2 separate regions of the Homo sapiens genome follow, and region 1 is linked to region 2. The links are chromatin loops, found by intact Hi-C in ENCODE. Cell type or tissue: IMR-90. All regions are shown on one strand. Each heading gives the region's core, and the rest is flanking DNA. Links, peaks and the distances in the headings are about the cores only. Region 1 holds the start of LOC124902202 (a long non-coding RNA gene). Region 2 has its middle 23 kb from the start of CDK20.

Region 1 (5,377 bases), core at 95-5,094, 160 kb after region 2:
CTCCATCTATCGAAACACTTTTTACCCACCGGCTTTCTGCAAAACCTTCCCTCCCTCCCGCTCCCCACCCTGTTTTTCTGCCTCCATGTACCCAAAAACTTTTTTCCCCACCATCTTTTCGCCGCCATCTTTTTGCAACCCCTTCTCCTGCTATCCTTTTTTTCCCCTTGGCATTAACTACCCTCTTTACCCCCCTCCAACTATCCCAAAACTGTTTTCCTTCTTCTACCTCTCCAGCCGCGCCATCTCCATCGCTGCCAACAACCGCAGCGAGGCAAGCCACGCTCCCGCGTCTCCAGCCTCCAGCATACGGCCAGTGACTCCCGATTCCTAGTCCTCTACGCCGGGATGCGACCACCTCGACACGTCAGTACGGGAACCTGAAAAGACCAGATTTCTTTTCAGCATCATTTATATACTGCCGTTATGCCCACGGAGGATCCTGGACTGCATGTTTTGATTGGATGAGAAAAAAACCTCCAGGCTTACTCTGATTGGACTTCATGATCATGTTCTGATTGGATGAGAGCAAGTCTTAACAACCAACCACAGCATGAAAATAAAGTCCAATCAAAGTAGGCCTAGAGGTTTTTCTCTCGTCCAATCAGAACATGTAGTCCAGGAACCGCTTTTGCATAACCTCAGTAGATAAAGCATGCTGAGGTCATGTCAGATCATTTCAAGCTCTTCTGTGTCGAGCTGAGGAGCTGCTCTGTGCCCGGCTTACAGAACTGGAAGGGGGAGCCACCTTCCGCCTGATGGAGGCTGGAGAACGGATGGAACCTGGATCCCTGGAGCCTGGGACACTACCTCGCTGCGGTTGGTGGTGGCCACAGACCAGTAGGAGGGCGGCTGGCAGCGGGAGCTTCTTCTGCCGGGCTGGAGGACTAGGAGAAGGGAGAGGGAACGCCACATGCTGGAGGCTGGAGCCTGTGCCACCGTGGCTCACCTCGATGTGGTTGGTGGCAGCTCGCCTTGCTGTGGTTGGTGGTGACGTCGGAGACTGCAGCTCGGCCACAGTGGTAGAAATGTGTTGGGGTAGGTGAGTGTTCCGGGGCTGCCCTGTACGTCTCTGGGGGCAAGGGTTGGGTGTCCTATTGGGGCTCACTGCTAGAGGCTACACTGCCTGTGGTAGTGGTCTGGTTGGGGGCACTCTCCGGGGTTGCATTGCTGGTGGTGGGGCAGGTTGACTGGCTATCTGGGGCTATGCTGCCCGCGGTGGCAGGAGTGGTGGCGGGAGGCAGGTTGTGTACACTAACGTGTACTGCTGGTGGCTGGGGAAGGGTTAGGGGTGCTATCTTCTGCTGCACTTCCCGCAGCAGGGGGTGGGTTGGGTGGCGTTACCCAGGGCTACAATGCTGGCAGTGGGGGGTGGTTTAGGGGCGTTGTTGGGTGCTGTACTGCCTGTGACTGGGGGGTGCGCCATCAGGAGCTGAACTGCTGGGGTGGAGTGGGGGGAGGCGGGTTTGGGATGCTATCCAGTGCAGCAACACCTGTGGCTGGGTCAGATTGTGGGCACTATCGGATGGTACACTCCCTGCGGTGTGGGGGGAGTGCTTTGGGGGGGAGTATTGGGGTTACATTGCCTGAAACTGTAGGGTGTGTTGGATGTGCTATCTGGGGGCTACACTGCTAGTGGCAGGGGGCAGATTAGGGGTGCTACGGGGGCTACACTGCCAGCGGTGCTGGCGAGCTGAGGAGGTGGCAAAGGCAGCAACAGTAATGGCCTCCTTCTTCCTTCTGGTGGCTTCCAAGTAAGGGATCGTTCTCTTCTTGCCGGACTCCAGACTCTAGAAGGAGATCTTCTCCTGCTTGAGCTAGATTGCACCGCAGGGCCCCCACACCCACTGTGATTTCCCGTCCCGCCCTCATGCTCTGTGTTGCAGAGACCACCTGGGACTACTGGGCAGGGAGTAGTAGGCACCACGGGGGAAGTGGGGGACAGGGCACTGTGGGTGGAGGCGTCAGGAATGGGAACCAGCCCTTGGGTGGGGAGGGCTGGCTGGGTCTGAGTTTCTCCTACTCAGGCTCCCCGAGGAAGGCAGCCCTGGTGGGCCCAGTAATTCCTGGCCGGGTGGACCTGGCCAGGGGCTGGTTTCAGTGAAGGCACTCACTCCCACCCCAGGCCCCAGTTCCTGGCCAGCTCTTGCCAGAAGGAGAGGCTGGACTTTGGAAGGTGGGTGTGAGTGCCTTCAATGAAACTGATCCTTGCCACCCAGTCACCAGTGTGACAAGGTGAGGCTCTAACGGTTCCACTCCCTGAATCCTGTTTTGGGCTTTTCGGGCTTTGCCTGCCCAGCTGCTCCAAGCCAGGCTGAAGGAGGAGAAGGAGGAGTTGCCTGTGGTACGGTTTAGCCTGCAGATGACGTGGTTCTGCAGCTTGCCTCATGTGGTTGGTGGTGGTGATGGAGACTGCAGCTCGATCAGAGCGGTAGGAGGACACCCACGGGGGCCAGGTGGTAGGAGCCTGGTAGGGTGGGCTGGTACATTGAGGGTGACGGTGGTTGTATTGGCATCGGCGCTAGTGGTGGTAGCAGTAGGAAGTCTGGGGGCCAGGAAGGGGGAGTAGGAGCACTGCAGGGCCCATCCCGTTCTGGGGTGGGGAGGAACCTGTGGGTGCTGTAACGAAGGCCTCGGTGGCAGTGGTGGTGGTACACCTAGGGTCTTACTCTACTTGATTGTAGTTTGTCTGTGGTTCACATCACTTTTTTTTTTTTTTTTTTGAGACAGTCTCGCTCTGTTGCCTAGGCTAGAGTACAGTGGCACGATCTCGGCTCACTGCAACCTCCGCCTCCTGGGTTCAAGTGATTCTCCTGCCTCAGCCTCTTGAGTAGCTGGGACTACAGGTGCCCACCACCACACCTGGCTAATTTTTGTATTTTTACTAGAGATGGGATTTCACCATATTTGCCAGGCTGGTCTCAATCTCCTGACCTTGTTATCCACCCGCCTCAGCCTCCCAAAGTGCTGGGATTACAGGGGTGAGCCTCCATGCCCAGCCTATACCACTTCTAAAGTTTCTTTGCATCATCTTAACTCTTTCCACCCATAATCACAAGTGAATGACAACCAAACACTTAATGACATGTAGATATTTATTATTTAATAGAATCCAAAATAAGTGCATTTTATGAATTAAATAAACAAAACACTGAAAGGTTCATTTCCATTTTTCTGTTAAAGGCTTTGTGCTTGGCCAGGTGTGGTGGCTCATGCTTGTAATCCCAGCATTTTGGGAGGCCAAGGCAGGCAGATCACCTGAGGTCAGGAGTTTGAGACCAGCCTGGCCCACATGATGAAACCCTGTCTCTACTAAAACTACAGAAATTAGCCAGGAGTGGTGGCAGGCACATGTAATCCCACACACAGCAACCCCATTACTATACTAGGGGTATACCTCAAGGAAAATAACTCATTGTAACAAAAAGATGCATGCACATGTATGTTCATTGCAGCACTATTCATAATAGCAAAGACATGGAGTCAATCCCGGTGCACCGAAGATAGATTGAAAATCCAAGGTAGATTGGAAAATTCCATATATATACCATGGAATACTGTGCAGCCATGAAAAGAACAAAATCATTTCCTTCGCAGCAACATGGATACAACTGGAATCCACTATCCTAAGCAAACTAACGCAGAAAGAGAAACCAAGTGTCTCGTTTTCACTCATATGTGGGAGCTACACATTAGGTGCACATTGGCATAAACATAGGAACAATAGACACTGGGAAATAAGAACGGGGATGGGCCAGGGTTGAAAAACTACTTCTTGGGTCCTATGCTCACTACCTGTGTGATGGGTTTAATTGTACTCCAAACCTCAGCATCCCTCGATATACCTTTGGAAGAAACTTACACAGGTACCACTTTAATTTAGAATACAAACTAGAAAAAAAAAAGAAAAATTTACTATAAAAAATTTTCTGTAAGTAAATATAAATTTCTTTTTAAGAAAAAATTACTGAAGTAAAAAAATGGATTAAACTTTTACAAAGGACAGAGTTTTGCTAAGAATTTCAAAGCAATGCATTCATTGCAAAATATGACTTTAATTGTTTAACTTTTCTTTTCTTCTTTTTTTGGAGATGGAGTCTCGCTCTGTCACTAGGCTGGAGTGCAGTGGCACGAGCTCAGCTCATTGCAACCTCTGCCTCCTGGGTTCAAGCAATTTTCCTGCCTCAGCCTCCCGAGTGGCTGGGACTACAGACATGCACCACCACACCCAGCTAATTTTTGTATTTTTAGTAGAGTCGAGGTTTCACCATGTTGGCCAGGATGGTCTTGATCTCTTGACCTCATGATCTGCCCGCTTTCGCCTCCCAAAGTGCTAGGATTACAGGCATGAGCCACCGTGCCCGGCCATTATTTAACCTTTGTACTAATAAAACAACACCTTTCTAAAATTATGTATATCCAATAGACCAATATTATCTATTTTTGTCAGATTACTCTAAACAGCATTGCACAGATACATCCTCTATTATCTAAACTTAAAATAAGCAGGAATTTTACTTTATTTATGTGATTACTTTTCTTTTTAAGCAAACTTCATGTTACGTCTAGTCCCTAAAAATACTAAAGGCCACATTTTGTAAGTGATATATTATTCTCATGATAATGTCTCTTGTTTAACTTAAACATTATTATTTTTTTAATGTATTTTAGATGGAGCCGGACTGTGTAGAACAAATAATTACAGAAACAAAGAAAAGTATGTTTCCAAAATTTATTAATTAAATTTAGGTTTATTTTAGTAATAAAGTGTAAATAGCAAATGGCATTCCTTTTCATTATTGGGTTAGTAGATACTACGTTCAGTATCTTTTCCTTACACACATCTAGTGAAAGATGTGAAAACAAAAACTTTCACAGTGAAGAGTATACTCATGTACCATTAATTCATCATGTCCGATAGCTTAAAAAATTCCCAAGAAGTGTATCCATCTCTTTTTTACTGGCTCTACAATTTCTTCACTTTTGCCATCCTCATGGAACTGTCAGCCAGCACGTTGAAAGGATTCTCTGAAAACAAAGTCATCATCAGGTTCTCTGGGTTTTGGTGGAGTTGAAGACCAACAGACCTCAGACTCATTTAGAAATACTTAGTTGAGGAAAAACCCTTCATAAGCAGTGGCTTGACAGGTGACATTTTAAATCTCCTGTCATTTACTGTGCCATTGGCTTACATCTGTTCTCAGGAAAAGTTCCAAAATTTTCACCATGAAATAAAAACACCTGTGTCAATGTAATTCTTGTCAGGTTACTCAGCCTTATCTCTCGCCGCTTACTGCACTCTGCCCTTTGCTCTAGCACCAAAGTGGGCGGAGTAGAACTCTGTAGGGCTCTTCCTCACCTCAGGCTCTTTGCCTTC
Region 2 (5,377 bases), core at 87-5,086:
AAAAAAAAAAAACTTTCTAATTTCCCCTTTGATATCTTTGATTCATGGTTTAATTAGAAGTGTGCTGTTTGATATCCAAGTATTTGGAGATATTCTAGAGATACTGTTATTGATTTTTACTTTGATTTCACAGTGGTCTGCTATATATGATTTAAATCTTTTTAAAATTAATCAAGACTTGTTTTATGGCCAAGAATACAGTCTATCTTGGAAATCTTATTAGTGCATTTTAAAGGAACATATGTTATTGGGTAGAGTATTAATATTACAGCAAGTTTATATATATAGTTTATATATACATAAACTGTATATATATACACATTGATACATATATACACACATATATACATTGATACTATATATATATACACACACATTGATACATTGTGTTTCAATGGTATATGGTAACAGGAAGCAAATTATTAGAATGGTAGAATTAAGCTCAGTTACGTCAATAATATCAAATGTAAATGGCCCATATACATATATATATATATATATAGAGAGAGAGAGAGAGAGAGAGAGAGATGGAGTCTCACTCTGTAGCCCAAGCTGGATTGCAGTGGTGTCATCTTGGCTCACTGTAACCTCTGCCTCAGGGGCTCAAACAATTCTCCTGCCTCAGCCTCTCCAGTATCTGGGACTACAGGCATGCGCCACCACACCCGGCTAATTATTTTGTATTTTTAGTGGAGATGGGGTTTCACCATGTTGCCCTGGGTGGTCTCAAACTTCTGAGCTCAGGTGATCCACCTGCCTCGGCCTCCCAAAGTGCTGGGATTATAGGTGTGAGTCACCGCGCCCAGCCGATAATGTTTCAGTCTTCTATGTTGTCACTGGTTTTCTGTCTATTTTTATTTTATCAGTTATTGAGAAAAAGGTATTGAAATCTCCCCAGTATAACTTTGGATTTTTTAATTTTTTTCTTCTAATCCTATATGTTTTTGCTTCATGTATTTTGAAATTATTAGGTACATAAATATATACAATTGTTATAAACTTTTGATTAGTTGACCCCTTATCATTATGAAATGACTCTCTGTAACCCTGGTAATTGTCTTTTCTCTGATGTCTACTTTGTTACTGATTTAGCCACTATAGCTCCTTTTGCTCAGTGTTACCATGGTATATCATTTTCTGTGTTTTTACTTTTACCTCTTTGCATCTTTATATTTAAAGTGTTTTTCTTATAGGAAGCATAGAGATGAATCTTAATTCTTTATCTAATTGAACAATATCTACCTTTTAATGGGGCTGTTTAGATGGGCCATTTACATTTAATATTATTGACATAACTGAGCTTAATTCTACCATTGTAATAGTTTGCTTCCTGTTTGTCCCATCTTCTGTTCATTCCCATTTCTGTCTTTTTCTGCCTGCTCTTGGAATGAGTAGGGGTTTTTTTTCCAACTTTTATTTTAGATTCAGGGTGTACATACGCAGATTTGTTCCAAAAGTATATAGCGTGATGCTGAGGTTCAGAGTATGATTGACTATTACCCAGGAAGTGAGCATAGTATCCATCAGTTAGCTTTTCAGCCCTTGTTCTCCTCTCTATACCTCATCTCGTGTTCCCCAGTGTCTATTGTTCCTACCTTTATGTCCATTTGTACCTAATGTTTCACTCCCACTTGTAAATGAAAACGTGGTATTTGGTTTTCTGTTTCTGCATTAGTTCACTTAAGATAATGGCCTCCAGCTGCTTCCATGTTGCTGCAAAGGACACAGTTTCATTCTTTTTTATGTCTGCATAGTATTTCATGGTGTATATGTATCACATTTTCTTCATCCAGTCCACTGTTGATGGCCACCTGGGTTGATTCCATGTCTTTACTATTGTGAATAATGCTGCAATGAAGATACGCATGCATGTGTCTTTTTGGTAGAATGGTTTGTTTTCCTTTGGGTATATATCCAGTAATGGGATTGCTAGGTCAAATGGTAGTTCAATTCTTACTTCTTTGAAAAATCTCCAAACTGCTCTCCACAGTGACTGAACTAATTTACATTGCCACCAGTAGCATATAAGCATTCCCTTTTCCCCACAGCCTTGCCAGCATCAGTTGTTTTTTGACTTTTTAATAATAGCTATTCTGACTGTTGTGAGATAGTATCTCATTGTGGTTTTGATTTGGAATTCTCTGATGATTAGTGATGATGCACATTCTTTCATATGTTTGTTAGCTGCTTGTTGAGCTTCCTTGCCACCTAGATTCTGAATTCTCTGTCATTTCAGCCATTTCAATCTGGGGAGCTAGTGTGATCTTTTGGAGGTAAATAGACACTCTGACTTTTTGAATTGCCAGCGTTTTGTACTGATCCTCATCTGAGAGGGCTTATGTTCCTTTGTCTTTTTGAAATTGCTGTCATTGGATGTGGCTTTTTGTTTTTATATGTTTATTTCCATTGAAGGTTTGACTGTGCGGTATGTTGAGTATAGTTGATAGGTTTAGTTTCTAGGTGCTTTCAGAGGGCCAAGGCTTCCTACAGGATCTTTATTTGTGGCTAGACACCTGCATTGGCTTTCACAGGTGATGTGCGCTGAAGGCATTTTCGTTTGGTGGTGTAATTAAAACCATAATCCAGTAGATGGTGCTAAAGTGTAAGGGTCAGCAGATAGGCTCTCAGCCACCTGCCTCCTCTGTATTTTAGCATGTTTGCAGCAGTACTCTTGGGTGGGGGAGACTGAGGAGGGGGCAGTGAGAGATGACCCCCTCACTAAGTGCATTCTCAGGCCTTAGGGAAGCTCCTCCAATCACTGGCATTGCCCCCATGTTTCCTTAGCCCCAAGGGGGGCTCTGGCAGGCTGCGCTCCTGCCTCCCTTAGGGGCAGCCTGAACTGAAGGTTAGGACTCCAGGAGACCTGCAGCTCCCCAAGGGCCCACTGATCCTCTGTGCTTGGCAGAGTCCAAGCAGGCTGTGGGTTATGTCTGCAGGTGTCTGTGGATGCACTGGGTCAAGGGTAGAGGATCCCTGGGGAGGGTGGTGTTGCTGTGGGTGTGCAGCTGGTGTGGCACCTGTGGCCCAGGGTTTTTTGCCCAGCAGATGGCTGTGGGAACCACCCAGCTTGTGCTACCCAGACTGGGTCTCCTAGTGTCTGCCCTGGAGCTGGCCTAGCCAGCTAGTTTTGTCCCAAGCCTTCTGCACTAGATCTTTGGGTTGTTAGGTGCTCTAGGCTTTGGGACACCCTTGGGCAGAGGCTGCAGCTGGCAAATAAGCTGCATCCTTTTTAGACCAGTGTTACAGGGGGAGGCAGGCCTAGCTCCCACACTGTCCCATGAACCTGTGCCGCACTCTTTTCAGTGTTCTGAAAGTGGAGGCTCCTCTCTTGCTCAAGCTCCAGTCACAGATCTCAGCTCAATACTCCTGAGCTATATTCTCACACCCTGGCGGTTTGGGACTGGGCCTGCAGCTTTGTCCTGTTGAGTTGAGCATTGGCTGTGCTGGGGGAGCCAAAGTGTTCCCAGGCAAGGCAGTGGAGGCTGTGCTTTGTGCATGCTCTTGCAGGAGCAGCCAGGCAAAGGCTTTAGGAGGGGCCAGTAGATGCTGAGCAGGGGGCAGGGGGAGTCGGGGGAGGTCAGATGCACCCTGGTCCCACAGGAAAGACAGCCCTGCTCTCTCCTGCCCAGCATTGAGCAGGGGCTAGAGCCACTCGGCGCAAGACGGAGTGCCTTGGAGGATGGGCACCTATGATTGTGTTTTGCTGCAGCTGCCCTGCACACAAAACCTTCTGGCTCCACGCAGGCATGAGCTCTGCCTCTGGTTACTCTCTGGCAGTTCCCCGGGCATGACCCCACTGTGGGGCCATGGCATCTCTTGTGGCTATAGGATCCCAGAAGCCCATGGCAGGAGTGTGTTGCCCATAGTTCCTTCACTCACCCTCCCTTAGGACCTGTTCAGGGCCAGGAGCTGGGCAACTCTATGCAGGGTTCTCAGCTTCCTCCTTCTTTCTGGAATGAGTAATTGTTTTAGCTTTATTTTTATCTCTTTTGTTGGCTTATTAGCTGTAACTGTCTTTTTTATTTTTTGTAGTGGTTGCCCTATGTTTGTTTATACTTCTTCGTCACTAACTTTCTGTAATATTATACTACTTCATGTGATAGCATAAGGACCTTACAATAGTATAGTTCCATTTCTACTCTATTGGCTTTTTTGCTATTATTACAATATATGTTACTTCTACAGATATCATAAACCCCACGATGTATTATTACTATGCTTTAGAAAGTCTTCCAAAGAGAATTGTAAAATAAGAAAACATATATCATTTATATTTACCCACATACTTACTATTTTTAGTGTTCTTTTTTTTTTTGAAATGGAGTCTCACTCTGTCACCAGGTTGGAGTAAAGTAGCACAATCTCGGCTCACTGCAACCTCCACCTCCTGGGTTCAAGGGATTCTCCTGCCTCAGCCTCCAGAGTAGCTGGGACTACAGGTGCATGCCACCACACCCAGCTAATTTTTGTATTTTTTTAGTAGAGACAGGGTTTCACCATGTTGGCCAGGATGGTCTTGATCTTTTGACCTCGTGATCTGCCTGCCTCGGCCTCCCAAAGTGCTGGGATTACAGGCATGAGCCACTGTGCCCGGCTCTAGTATTTTTTTTTTTTTTTTGAGATGGAGTCTCGCTCTTTCGCCCAGGTCGGAGTGCAGTGGCGCTATCTCCGCTCACTGCAAGCTCCGCCTCCCGGGTTCATGCCATTCTCCTGCCTCAGCCTCCCGAGTAGCTGGAACTACAGGCACCTGCCACCGCACCCAGCTAATTTTTTGTATTTTTAGTAGAGACGGGGTTTCACCGCGTTAGCCAGGATGGTCTCGATCTCCTGACCTCCTGATCCGCCCGCCTAGGCCTCCCAAAGTGCTGGGATTACAGGGATGAGCCACCGCACCCGGCCTCTAGTGTTCTTTATTCCTTTGTGAAGATGCATATATCCATATGGCATCCTTTTCCTTCTGCCTGAAGGACTTCTTGTAACATTTCTTATAGGGCACATGTGCTGGTGATTAATTCATTCAGATTTTCCCTTTCTGAAAAAAAGTGATTATCCTTGTCTTTCATTTCTAAAATTAGTTTTTGTTGAGGATATAATTCTAGGTTGACAGTTTGTTTTGTTTTTAATTTTAATACTATAAAGATGGTGCTTTTGTTTTTTTCTAGTTTAATTTGTTTCTTAGGAGAAATCTGTTATTCTTTTTTTTTTTTTTTCGAGATGGAGTCTCGCTCTGTTGCTCAGGCTGGAGTGCAGTGGCACAATCTCGCCTCACTGCAACCTCCGCCTACCGAGTTCAAGTAATTCTCCTGCCTCAGCCTCCTGAGTAGCTAGGATTACAGGCACACACCATCATGCCTGGCTAATTTTTGTATTTTTAGTA

What was found. Peaks named below come from ENCODE experiments on the same cell type or tissue, not always from the same donor. Only the 100,000 strongest peaks of a DNase experiment are listed, where the experiment ranks them.
Region 1: a loop joins it to region 2, with 7 times the contacts of the local background. A loop is called at or near these places in 9 of 110 quality-filtered maps.

The regions. Positions count from the first base shown.
Region 1 is chr9:88,113,025-88,118,401 of GRCh38, forward strand. It overlaps LOC124902202 (a long non-coding RNA gene), which reads right to left and starts at 440. Exons shown (of 2, transcript XR_007061649.1): 1 at 230-440. LOC124902203 (a long non-coding RNA gene) reads left to right here and starts at 677. Exons shown (of 4, transcript XR_007061650.1): 1 at 677-1,038; 2 at 4,672-4,717. In IMR-90, for the core only: no CTCF peak of the experiment used is centred there; no DNase peak of the experiment used is centred there; H3K27me3 peaks cover 143 bases.
Region 2 is chr9:87,948,364-87,953,740 of GRCh38, forward strand. No RefSeq gene overlaps it. Among named protein-coding and RNA genes, the nearest start is that of CDK20, 23 kb to the right of the region's middle. RefSeq lists an enhancer at 3,275-4,128. In IMR-90, for the core only: a CTCF peak has its summit at 2,584 (motif pointing right); no DNase peak of the experiment used is centred there.